Regions from separate parts of the Homo sapiens genome. Here region 2 is linked to region 1. Evidence: read pairs that join two places in POLR2A ChIA-PET (ENCODE). Cell type or tissue: K562. All regions are shown on one strand. Links, peaks and the distances in the headings refer to the core of each region. The heading gives the core; the rest is flanking DNA. Region 1 overlaps WIPI2 (WD repeat domain, phosphoinositide interacting 2). Region 2 has its middle 16 kb from the start of SLC29A4.

Region 1 (4,000 bases), core at 1-4,000:
AGACCCCAACTCTTAAAAAAAAATTAGCTGGGCATGGTGGTGTGCACCTGTAGTCAGTCCCAGCTATGCAAGAAGGGGGAGGATCACTTGAGCCCGGGAGGTTGAGGTTACAGTGAGCCGTGCTGGCACCACTGCATGAGTGACAGAGCGAGACCCTGTGTTTTAAAAAAAAAAACGCAGTAGTAGTAGTAGTGGTAACAGCCATAACACAAAAGGATGCACTTCGCAGTGACATTAAGTTCTACGGACCAAATCTGACTAGATCTTTTCAGGAATACACCTTTCAGAAAGCAACCTACTTTTATATATTGCTAGTAGTTTAGGTTTGTTGCCATTTTTCTAATGTATTATTTCAAGATGCTCTAATATTTTTCTATTACACTTCACATACAGATGAACTTTCTTATTTTTAATTTTTTTGAGACAGCCCAAGCTGGAGCGCAGTGGCACAATCTTGACTCACTGCAACCTTTGACTCCCGGGTCCAAGTGATTCTCCTACCTCAGCCTGCAGAGTAGCTGGGATTACAGGAGCGCGCCACCATGTCCGGCTAATTTTTATATTTTTAGTAGAGGCGCGGTTTCACCATGTTGGCCAGGCTGGTCTCTAACTCCTCACCTCAGGTGATCCACCCGCCTCGGCCTCCCAAAGTGTTGGGATAACAGGCGTGAGCCACCGCGCCCGGCCCAGATGAACTTTCAAACATATAAATATACATGGAACCCGCATACCCAGAACAATCACTTTCCAGTAAACTGAAGTACAAACCTGGCTCAGCCCTCCCATGAAATAATGGTGGACAATGGATCAGGCTGCTAGGTGAAAGATGCCATAATAATCAAAAGAAAGCAAAGAAACCAGACTGCACAGATGTATTGACTCAAGATGGCACGTCCCAGGACACCAGTGCCAAGAGGCACTCACGCTGACACTAAGAAAGACTGAACGTGGCAGGGTGTGGTGGCTCACGCCTATAATCCCAGCACTTTGGGAGGCTGAGGCGGGTGGATCATGAGGTCAGGAGATCGAGACCATCCTGGCTAACACGGTGAAACCCTGTCTCTACTAAAAATACACACACAAAAAAAATCAGCCGGGCATGGTGGCGCTACTCGGGAGGCTGAGGCAGGAGAATGGCGCGAATCCGGGAGGCGGAGCTTGCAGTGAGCCAAGATTGCGCCACTACACTCCAGCCTGGGCTACAGAGCGACACTCCGTCTCAAAAAAAAAAAAAAAAAAAAAAAAAGGCTGAACGTAAACTTTAGTGACTTCCATCCCACTGGAGGAATGAGGCCTTGCTTTTAGCACTCATTCTAGGTGGCCTCAGCCACACTTTCTGCCAAACTTCCCTCCTAGAGATTGCCTGACTAAAATCTAAGAAATTAATTACTTGATTTAAAAAAGAATGTTGCTTTTTGCTTCTGCTGGCGTGGTTTATAGTTGGCAACGATGAAGCTCTGGAGTGGGAAGGGAAGAATGAGGCCATGAAATAACTGCTTGAATCCACTTCCGTGTGTGTCTGCGGCTCCGCCAGGATGCAAGGTAAGAGGCCAGCATTCCAGCACCACAGATTTAGGCCAAGGGACGCTCGTGGTTTCTCCTCTGTAGGATACATTACTATAAATCTCACTGAAATTAATATTCCAACCAGTGCACTGCCTGTCAAATAAGACTAACGTCAGAAAACACCATTTCTCAAACCTTAAGATGCAGATGATGGCCCGTAAAGTAAATGATTAGTTTCTTGGCCAAGCAGGAAGGTTGATAAAAGATGTTATATGTCAACAGCTACACTTCCATAATCAACGCAGGCTGTAGTCACTTTTGCTGAGCTAAGGAGCAGTCTGCTTGTGCTGGGTTTCAGAACGGAATGTTTATGAGATGTTTTCCTAGCTCAGAATCCAGTTTAGCAAATGCAAAGAAAACACACAGTGCAGCTTTTGAAAAAAGCCAACTTCTAAACTTTTGTGATCTTTTACAAATAATAAACCCATACCCTTCATTTATTTTGCCTAACAGTGTAGGATACTGTTGTAGAATATTTTAGGGAAAAGAGACCACATTTTGTGCATTATGTATATTCAAAAAATGACGACAACAAAAATGCACATGGAGAAAGAAAATGATCATATGAGAGGCCGGGCGCGGTGGCTCACGCCTGTAATCCCAGCACTGATCATATGAGAGGCTGGATGCAGTGGCTCACGCCTATAATCCCAGCACTTTGGGAGGCTGAGGTGGGAGGACTGCTTGAGGCCAGGAGTTCAAGACCAGCCTGGGCAACATAGTAAGACCCCGTTTCTACAAAAATTAAAAAAAAATCAGCCAGGTGTAGTGGCATGTGCCTGTGGTCCCAGCTACTCAGGAGGCTGAGGAGGGAGGATCGCTTGAGCCCAGGAGGTCAAGGGTACAGTGAGCTATGATTATGCCACTGTACTCCAGCCTGGGTGACAGAGCGAGACTCTGTCCCCATATATATACATATATGAGGCGCCCATAAACAATGTGCAAAGCCTATCTGGCAGTTCCTGCAACTTTCAAGTTTGAAATTACAACATTGATGGTAGAAAATCTATCTTCCAGTACTGCTAGACCAAGCTTTTGTGTGTGTGTGTGAATTTTCTTTTCTAAGTAAACAAAAGAACAACAAGTAGCTGTCCATCTTGTTTTTCTCTAAGACCAGCTCTGGCCCATTCTTTCTGTAACAGCCACAGTGAGTGACAGCAAAGATCTGATTTTATGATGGATTGTTAAAAGTTTTGAGGGTAGACGTCAATACTGAGCCTGAACTAAATACTGAGACATGAAGAAACATTCTTTCCTCTGAGTCCACCTATAGAAAAATGCTAGAAAACAATCTTGACATTTCACTTAGTAGCTAACCTGTTTTCTAGAGACATTCTCTTATCTACTAAAAAAAAAAAGTGTGAAAGAGGAAAGGCAGATAATATTCTTGGAATAGAACAATGTAATAGATCAGTTTAAAGTATTAACCCTCAAAACATTCTTTGTCCATTTCATCATCTATTTTTAAGGGCCAAAGTTCACTAAGAAGAACACAGACATTCATGCACCCACCTTACCATGTTGGTCAGGAAACATCCACTCTTTATTTTTTATTATTTATTAAGACAGAGTCTCACTGTCACCGAGGCTGGAGTGCAATGGCACAATCTTGGCTCACTGCAACCTCTGCCTCCTGGGTTCAAGTGATTCTCGTGCCTCAGCCTCCCTATTAGCTGGGATTACAGGTGTGCGCCACCATGCCTGGCTAATTTTTTTGTATTTTTAGTAGAGACAGGGTTTTGCCATGTTGGCCAGGCTCGTCTTCAACTCCTGGCCTCATGTGATCTGCCTGTCCTGGCCTTACAAAGTGCTGGGATTACAGGCGTGAGCCACTGCGCCCGGCCAATATCCACTCTAAAAGATACTATCAAGACATCCCATTTTGTTCCACTAAAAATCTCTGGGAAATAAGGCACTAGAAGCCAGTAACTAAACTTCAATTTGAGGAAAAGGAAAGACCAGGTTTTGGCATTCTTCCACTCTTTATAAGCACTGGCCCCCAGCAAGGGAAAAACCTCTGTGCATTTCAAAACAGATGACTACAGTGACTCCAGCAACAATTTAACAGCACAATTCAGGCGCTTCATCTGGATCTGGACTGAGTTTCAGTCATTCGTAAAAGCCTGGAGACGGGGCTGCCCTCCACTGCAGAAACCACTGTGGGGAGCAATCCCGTGTGGCTCACGTGAAGGCAGCCAGGTGACAGGACTTCAGGAAGGCGGGCGGCGCCTGGGATAAACAGCCCTGGCTCACACCTATGTTATCGCCCAGATCACATCTCCCAGCCTCCGTGGCAGAAGAAAGGCTTTTTTGGAAGATTTAGTAAGTACCAGCAGGCAAGTCTAAGGACAAAGAAAGGAGTAAAACCTAAGCCAGCCACCAGGAGCCATGAGTCAGGGACGCTGATCATGGAAATTCTGCTGCCCCACTCTCT
Region 2 (8,269 bases), core at 2,251-6,250, 64 kb before region 1:
TCCAGCCTCCATATCTTCTTTTTTTTAGAGACAAGCTCTTGCTCTGTTTCCCTGGCTGGACTGCAGTGGCACAATCATAGCTCACTGCAGCCTCAAACTCATGGGTTCAAGTGATTCTCCTGCCTCAGCCTCCCTGAGTAGCTGGGACTACAGGAATATGCCACCATGCCTGTAGTCCCAGCTACACAATTTAAAAAATTTTTTGTAGAGACAGGGTCTCACTATGTTGCCCAGCCCTGTCTCAAACTCCTGAGCTCAAGTGATCCTCCTGCCTCAGCCTTCCAAAATGCTGGGATTACAGGCAAGAGCCACTGCACCCAGCCTCTGACTATATGTCTTTGTTCATGCTGTTTTGTCTTCTAAAAACACCAGTCCCCTTGGAAGCCTTCCTGGGCTGTCTGAACATGGCTGTGGTTGTTATAATTATGGGCTGTGAGCCTGATGAGGTGGGGATGGGTCCCAAGGTCGAGGCTCCTTGAGGGGGCTGGTCCCAGCCCGCTAAGAGCACGGGTTGGTGAGAGGTGGCTGGTTTGTCCCTGAAGGAGCTTATCTTGGCTGAATTCTCCTAATCCTCTTGCAGGATTAAGGAAACTCAATGCACGTCTCGTTGATAATGCCCTTTAAGGATTTAATAAGCTTTGGGCTTTCCAAGAGAAAGCCTTGGATGAGGAATTTGAAAAACTTGCCTCAGCTCCAGACTTCGCTTCTCACTCACTGGGTGACCTTGATCTGTGGCTCCATTTCTCTACCTGCAAAGAAAAGGGGTGAGTGGTGGCCTGTGGTCCCTGCGCTGTTGTGTGTCTTAGGGGAGGGCTGCACACAACAGCTGGGACTACAGGTGCGCACCACCACGCCTGGGCTGATTTTTGTATTTTTAGTGGGGGAGGGGGGGGTTTCACCATGTTGGCCAGGATGGTCTCGATCTCTTGACCTCGTGATCTGCCGCCTCAGCCTCCCAAAGTGGCTATAGTGTGTATTGGTTTGGGAAACTTCCACCCCACCCGCCCTGGGGGGAGGTAGGGCTGTGAGTCACCAAAGCATCACTGAGGCCAGTCACGGGACAGTATCCATTGGAACACAGAGGTTGGTCAGGGAAGGGCATATGGCTCGAGCCTGGCCTGTCAGAGCCTTCCTTAGAACTTTTATGAGGTCTTCCTGGATGGGTTTATTTTATGGCACCTCAATTTGGGGAGATAAGATCAAGCTGCCGTAGACACCTGTCCGCCATGTGCCCAGCACCTATGTGCAGAATGAAGTTCATGAAGACAAACGGAACAGCGATCAAGCCAGAGCCCTGGCAGCATTACTTGAGACCCTGGATCTAGCCTTACCTGACACCTACGCTGTGGGCCAGTAAATTCCCTTTTTAGCATAAAGCTGTTTGAGTGGCGTTTCTGCCACTTGGAACTGAAGGAGTGTGGATGTACCTGTTTCCAGGAAGAGGAATTGATGGATTTCATCAAATTCTCCTTGATTCCCACAAAGACTAACAAGCCCTGCTATGGTTTGAATGTCTGTCTTCTCCAACACTCATGTTGAAATTTATCCCCAATGCGGCAGTATTGAGAGGTGGGGCCTTTAAGAGCTGATTGGGTCATGCGGGCTCTGCCCTCTCGAATGGAGTAATCCGTTCATTAATTATGGGTTATTATGGGAGTGGGATTGGTGGCCTTATAAGAAGAAGAGAGATTTGAGATAGGATGCTCAGCCCTCTCACCATGGGATGCCCTGTGCCTCCCTGGGACTCTGCAGAGAGGAGTCCCCACTAGCAAGAAGGTCCTCACCAGACACAGCCCCACAGCCTTGGAGTTCCCAGCCTCTAGAACTGTAAGAAATAAATAGTTTTCGTGTTTTTTTTTTTTTTTTTTTTTGAGACAGAGTTTCGCTCTGTCACCCAGGCTGGAGTGCAGTGGCATGATCTGGGCTCACTGCAAGCTCCACCTCCCAGGTTCACGCCATTCTCCTGCCTCAGCCTCTGGAGTAGCTGGGACTACAGGCACCTGCCACCACGCCTGGCTAATTTTTTGTATTTTTAGTAGAGACGGGGTTTCACCATGTTAGCCAGGATGGTCTCGATCTTCTGATCTTGTGATCCTCCCGCCTCGGCCTCCCAAAGTGCTGGGATTACAGGCGTGAGCCACTGCGCCCAGCCGGTCACAGCTCTTTTTTCTGCTATCCCAGGTCACCGTAGTGCCGGGCGATTCTTGACCCCCTGTCCTCCCTCATGTGAACCATGCCTTTGCAAATAACCCTCCTTGAATTACCCTGATCTCAATCTGCTGTTTTCTGTTGGTGTCTCAAAGAGGCAAGAGCCACCAAAAAACTTTATGATCAAATAAAAGGTGGTGGCCCCAGGATGACCATGTAGACCCTGGGGTGGAGCAGAAAGGGTGCTGAGCTGCCAGGAGATGGGACATACTCAGGGTGTTTTTCGGGTGTGCAGAGTCACTCTTGGATACTCTCCTTCATCATCAGTAACATAAAAGTTCACCTAAAACAGCCCAACATCTCTCTGGTCCTAACTCCTACAGCATCCTTTTTTTTATTTTTTATTTTTTTTATTTTCTTGAGGCAGGGTCTTGCTCTGTTGCCCAGGCTGGAATGCAGTGGCACCATGATAGCTCACTGCAGCCTCGACCTCCTGGACTCAAGCGATCCTCCCACCTCAGCCTCCTGAGTGTCTAGGACCACAGGTCCATGCCACCACACGCGGCTAATTGTTGTGGGGTTTGTAGAGATGGGCTTTCACCATATTGCCTGGGCTAGTCTCGAACTCCTGGGCTCAAGTGATCGTCCTGCTGGGAGGATCCCAAAGTGCTGGGATTACAGGCGTGAGCCACCATGCCCGGCCTGAACATCAATTCTTGAGAGCAGCATATTTCATGTTTACAACATTAACTTTATTTTATTTCATTTTTAAGAGTCAGGGTATGGCTGGGCGTGGTGGCTCACACCTGTAATTCCAGCACTTTGGGAGGCCGAGGTGAGCAGATCACTTGAGGTCAGGAGTTCAAGACCAGCCTGGCCAACGTAGGGAAACTCCATCTTTACTGAAAATACAAAAATTAGCTGGGTGTGGTGGTGGACATCTGTAATCCCAGCTACTTGGGAGGCTGAGGTATGAGAATTGCTTGAACCCGGGAGGTGGAGGTTGCAGTGAGTTGAGGTCTTGCCACTGCATTCCAGGCTGGGCTGCAGAGCTAGACTCTGTCTCCAAAAAAAAAAAAAAAGAGTCAGGGTCTCGCTCCGTTGCACAGGCTGGAGTGCAGTGGTGCGATCATAGCTCGCTGCACTGTAGCCGTGACCTCTTGGACTCAAGCTATCCTCCTGCCTCAGCCTCCTGAGTAGCTAACAGGCATGCACCCCCACGCCTGGTTAATTTTTTGTTTTTGTAGAGATGGGGTCTCACTATGTTGCCCAGGCTAAATAACATAAAGAACGTAAGCAATCCTCTGGCCTTGGCCTCCCAAAGTGCTGGGATTATAGCCATGAGCCACCCACGCCTGGGCAGAGGGAAGTTCTTAAAAAGGAAGCCTGGTGAGATGAAGCAATGCACACAATATAACGTTCCGTGGGAATGCAGAATGCGCGTTGCTTTATGAAATGTGTGTAAAAGTCAGGTTTTGTTGGGTGAAATAAATATGCATGTGGGGGAGGGTGGGAAAGAACTCTGTCCTTAGCTAAAAGTTCACCTGTGAAGTCTTGGAGCACTTGCCTGTGCAGCTGAGGTGAGTGTGAGAGTCACATTTCACAGTACCCTCCCCACTCCCCCAAGATGTCAAAGGGACTACCTGGAAACCACTCTGTGACTCCCAACATCTTGTTCTAAGCGAGGTTTGTCGTTATCCCAGGGATGCCAAAACACTGAGAATTCCTGCCTTGTGCCATACGTGGATTAACTCCCCATGAACTTAATGTTTCCTTTTTTTTTTTTTTTGAGATGGAGTTTTGCTCTTGTCGCCCAGGCTGGAGTGCAGTGGTGCGATCTCAGCTCACTGTAACCTCTGCATCCCGGGTTCAAGCAATTCTCCTGCCTCAGCCTCCCGAGTAGCTGGGATTACAAGCGCCCACCACCACGCCTGGCTAATTTTTGTATTTTTAGTAGAGACTGGGTTTTGCTATATTGGCCAGGCTGGTCTCGAACTCCTGACCTCAAGTGATCCACCCACCTCAGTCTCCCAAAGTGTTGGAAATACAGGTGTGAGCCACCACGCCTGGCCTTAATTTTTCCTTTTTAGCCAAAGGTTGTGAGTGGTCTGATGGCTTCTGATCCAGTCCCATCTCAGTTTTCTTGGGCTTTTAAGGACATTTAATAATTGATGGGGTGGCTCCCTTCTGAGCCATCAGGAGCAGAGGGCGTTTTGGATTCTGGTGCTTTGACCTGCAGGAGGAAGAGAGCGTCTCTGGGACTTTATCACCCGGCACCCTGCACTGTATGGCCTTGGGCAAGTCATGCCTCCTCTTGGGGCCTTGGCCATCAAGTCTATGAGATGGGCCATATTGTCCAGGCTGGTCTCGAACTCCTGACCTCAAGTGATCCTCCCACTTCGCCCTTCCAAAGTGCTGGGATTACAGGCGTCAGCCACCACCCACACAGCCACCCACTTTTATCTCCCGGGAGGGCCCAACCCTTCTCCCTTTGGTTTCAATGTGAAAAATCCCAGGGGAGAATCTGATTGGCCCAGCTTGGGTCACATGGTTGCCCGGGGCCAGGAGGGTGGGGCAGCGGGATGGCAGCCACTTGGCTGGGGTGGGGGAGGAGGGGCTCTTCCTGACAAGGGGTGTCTGTCCAGAACAGAGAGGGTCCCAGCTTTTGAGTGATGGAGGGTTGCACTACGGCCTCTAGAGTCTTCTTCAGAGGGAGGAGAGAGTGCGAAGCTTGGGAGAAAAGGCTTCCAGGAGTTAAGTGGGAAACAGAGCTCCTCATCCATTCTTGTCCCTTTGATCCTCAACGGTATTGTCAATTCCATGACAACGGGAGACGCAGGCTCTTAAGTCACAAGTGATTTTCGCAAGCAACAAATTTTATATTTTTATCACTCCGAATCCTCCCAAATGACTGCTTTCTCAAGGGCTGTGTTTGGGGCCTGCAAGAGTCACCTCTAGGATCCACAGTGCCTCTAGGGGTGGGTGACACCCCACTGGTCCTGGGGCGCTCTTGGAATCTGCCTGGTGACGTCATTTCTGCTGCCGGTCGCTGCCTCTGTCTGGTTCCTGCCTCCCGCCCCCTCCGCTCCTGTCTCCTCTGCCTCTTGAAGGACATTTGCAAGCAAATTGAGCTTTGTAGTGGAGAGCGTCAGCCTCAATTTCAGTTGAAACCATCATCTTCAGCTTGAGAGGACACACAGTCACATGAACACGCACACAGTGACACACACACACACACACACCCCCAAAACGCTGTCACACACACAAATGCATATGTGCTTGGACACACACATAGACACACACAGACATATACATGCATGCAAGACACACACACACTGAAGCACACTCAGCCACAGACACACACAGACACATTCAGACACACAGAGGCGTGCACACAGATTCAGACAGGGATAGACAGATGAGCAAAGCAGGAGACAAAGGCGCCGCACAGATGGACAGACCTAGACACACACACACAAAGACACACACACAAAAAGACGCACCCACACACACTCAATCTCACGCAGATGCACGCACTTGTCAGTCAGTGCTGGACTGGTCAGTGTTTAACACGCCCAGCGTTCTGACTTGTAGCAGTTGCTAATTTCCACGGTGTCAACATTCCCACCGGTTTCCAGCTATCATTATGAGGTCAGAGTTGGGGACAGGGCACACGGTCGTCTTTGGAGCTGGGAGGAGTCGGCTCTGACACCCGTGGCCACTGCCAGGCTCACACAGACACTCACAACAATAGACACACACACACGTGCTCTGCTGTAAACTGCCACTCCCCTGGTGTCCCAGCAGTCCTGGATTCAACCCCTGGCTATGCTGTGTGTCTTTGATCACATTTCTCAACCTCTCTGAGCCTCCCATTTCTTGTAAAATGGCAAAAGCCCACCCAGGGCTGATGGAAGGATGGGTGGTCATTCGGGAGTGCCCCCACATGAAGTCTGGTACCCGGTGGTGGCTTGGCCTTGCACAGAAGAGAGACTGCTCTGTGACCATCTGCTTGGCCCTGGGGTCTGGGCACTGGGCTGGCACAGATACCTATTCAGCTGCCAGAGCCCCAGGGCCACAGCGGGCGTGTGCCCACCAGCCCGTCGGCAGCCCTTCGGCACTCTGCTGCTCTTGGGCAAGATGTGGGGTATGTCCCCTGGCCTAATTTAGGGCCCCCACCCTCTGCGACCTGGTCCCTCACGCTTCCCAGGTTTGTGTCTTGGGCTGGTCTCTCTGCCTGGAGGGTCCTGCCTCTGGCCCCTCACCCTTCTGACCATCGGAGTTCATCCTATAGCTGAGCATGGTGGTGCCCATCTGTAGTCCCAGCTACTTGAGAGGCCAACATGGGAGGATCACTGAAGCCTAGGGGTTCGAGGCTACAGTGAGCTGTGATCATGCCACTGCACTCTAGCCTGGGCGACAGAGCAAAACCTTGTCTCTACAGAAAATTTTAAACATTAGCATTAGCCAGGTGTGGTGGTGGTACACCTGTGGTCCTGGCTACTTGGGAGGCTGAGGTGGGAGGATCGCTTGGACCTGGGAGGTCTAGGCTGCAGCGAGCTATGATGGCACCACTGCACTCCAGCTGGGTGACAGAGCGAGACCCCAACTCTTAAAAAAAAAAAAAGAATCGGCTAGGTGTGGTGGCTCAAGCCTGTAATCCCAGCACTTTGGGAGGCCGAGGTGAGAGTGAGTGGATCACCTGAGGTCAGGAGTTCGAGGCCAAGGCGGGTGGATCACCTGAGGTCAGGAGTTCGAGACCAGCCTGGCCAACATGATGAAACCTCATCTCTACTAAAAATACAAAAATTAGCAGTGCGTGGTGGCACATGCTCGTAATCCCAGCTACTTGGGAGGCTGAGGCAGGAGGATTGCTTGAACCTGGGAGGCAGAGATTGCAGTGAGCCAAGATCTCACCACTGCACTCCAGCCTGGACAACAGAGTAAGACTCCGTCTCAAACAAACAAACAAACAAACAAAAAAACAAAAACAAAAAAAGAGGCTGGGCATGGTGGCTCACGCCTGTAATCCCAGCACTTTGGGAGGCCGAGGTGGGAGGATCACCTGAGATCAGGAGTTCAAGACCAGCCTGGCCAAAGTTGTGAAACTCTGTCTCTACTAAAAAATACAAAAATTAGCCGGTCATGATGGGGTGTGCACCTGTAATCCCAGCTACTAGGGAGGCTAAGGCATGAGAATCGCTTGAAACAGGGAGGCGGAGGTTGCAGTGAGCCAAGATTGTGCCACTGCCTTCCAGCCTGGATGACAGAACGAGACTCTGTCTCAGGAAAAAAAAAAAAAACAAAAACATTTACCAGAGAGATTCCACAAACTGTCTCCAAAGGACAGGAGACAAGAGGTGCGCTTCCAGCCTTCCAGAACCTTCCCTGCATCTCCTCACCAAACCTACTTCCCCTCAGCTTTGGGAAGGGCTCAGGGCCTTGCCTGTACCCCAAGTTTACTCTGCATATGGCTGTGATCTGAACTGGGGTGAGGCTGGGGGATGACCCTGTCCCCTCAGTCTGGGCCGGAGCTCCCATTTCCCAGGTTCATGCTTGGTTGTGTGTGGGCCCTGAGGGACCCTTTGGTGGCTGGGTCACAGATACAAGGTCCTGGTCCGTGAGCAGCCTGTTCACCGGCTCATGCAGTACCGGGGCCCTGTGGAGGGGACTTGTTGTCCCCCAGCCCACCTCTCTCTGGCCTGGGAGGAGTCTGGGCAGGCCCCCGCCCCAGGGCCAATTCCATCCTGTGGCATCTTTGCTGATGGAGCCGTCTCTTCCCTCAAAGGGTTTCCTGCTGCTGGAGTGGAAATAATTTCTTCTGAGATTTCAGAGGCAGAAGACATTTCTCACCTTCCCAAGAGCCCGGAGGATGGAGATTAGAATGAGTGGGGTCGTTTCAGGCCCAGGGAGGCCAAGTGGGAACCCTGTGACTGATCCATTTGTCCTGGTTCCTGGGAGGATGTCACCCAGGCAGGGCTCAGGGGAGGAGGTGGAGATTCGGGGGTCGAGGGGCTCCCACAGCCTGGGACTGAACCCCCTGCTGGGCTCCTCCACCTCCCAGCTCTGCCTCTGGAGGAGGGAGAGGCTAATCTTCCTCCAAACACTTCACGCTTCAGGA

Evidence for each region. ChIA-PET counts read pairs that join two places held together with the same protein. Peaks named below come from ENCODE experiments on the same cell type or tissue, not always from the same donor. Only the 100,000 strongest peaks of a DNase experiment are listed, where the experiment ranks them.
Region 2: POLR2A ChIA-PET joins it to region 1 with 5 read pairs; 3 of 35 experiments call an interaction of 5 or more read pairs at or near these places.

The regions. Positions count from the first base shown.
Region 1 is chr7:5,200,872-5,204,871 of GRCh38, reverse strand. All of the region lies in intron 3 of WIPI2 (WD repeat domain, phosphoinositide interacting 2), which reads right to left. Among named protein-coding and RNA genes, the nearest start is that of WIPI2, 13 kb to the right of the region's middle. In K562, for the core only: no CTCF peak of the experiment used is centred there; no DNase peak of the experiment used is centred there.
Region 2 is chr7:5,263,249-5,271,517 of GRCh38, reverse strand. No RefSeq gene overlaps it. Among named protein-coding and RNA genes, the nearest start is that of SLC29A4, 16 kb to the left of the region's middle. In K562, for the core only: no CTCF peak of the experiment used is centred there; DNase peaks (open chromatin) are centred at 4,697 and 5,172; H3K27me3 peaks cover 1,033 bases.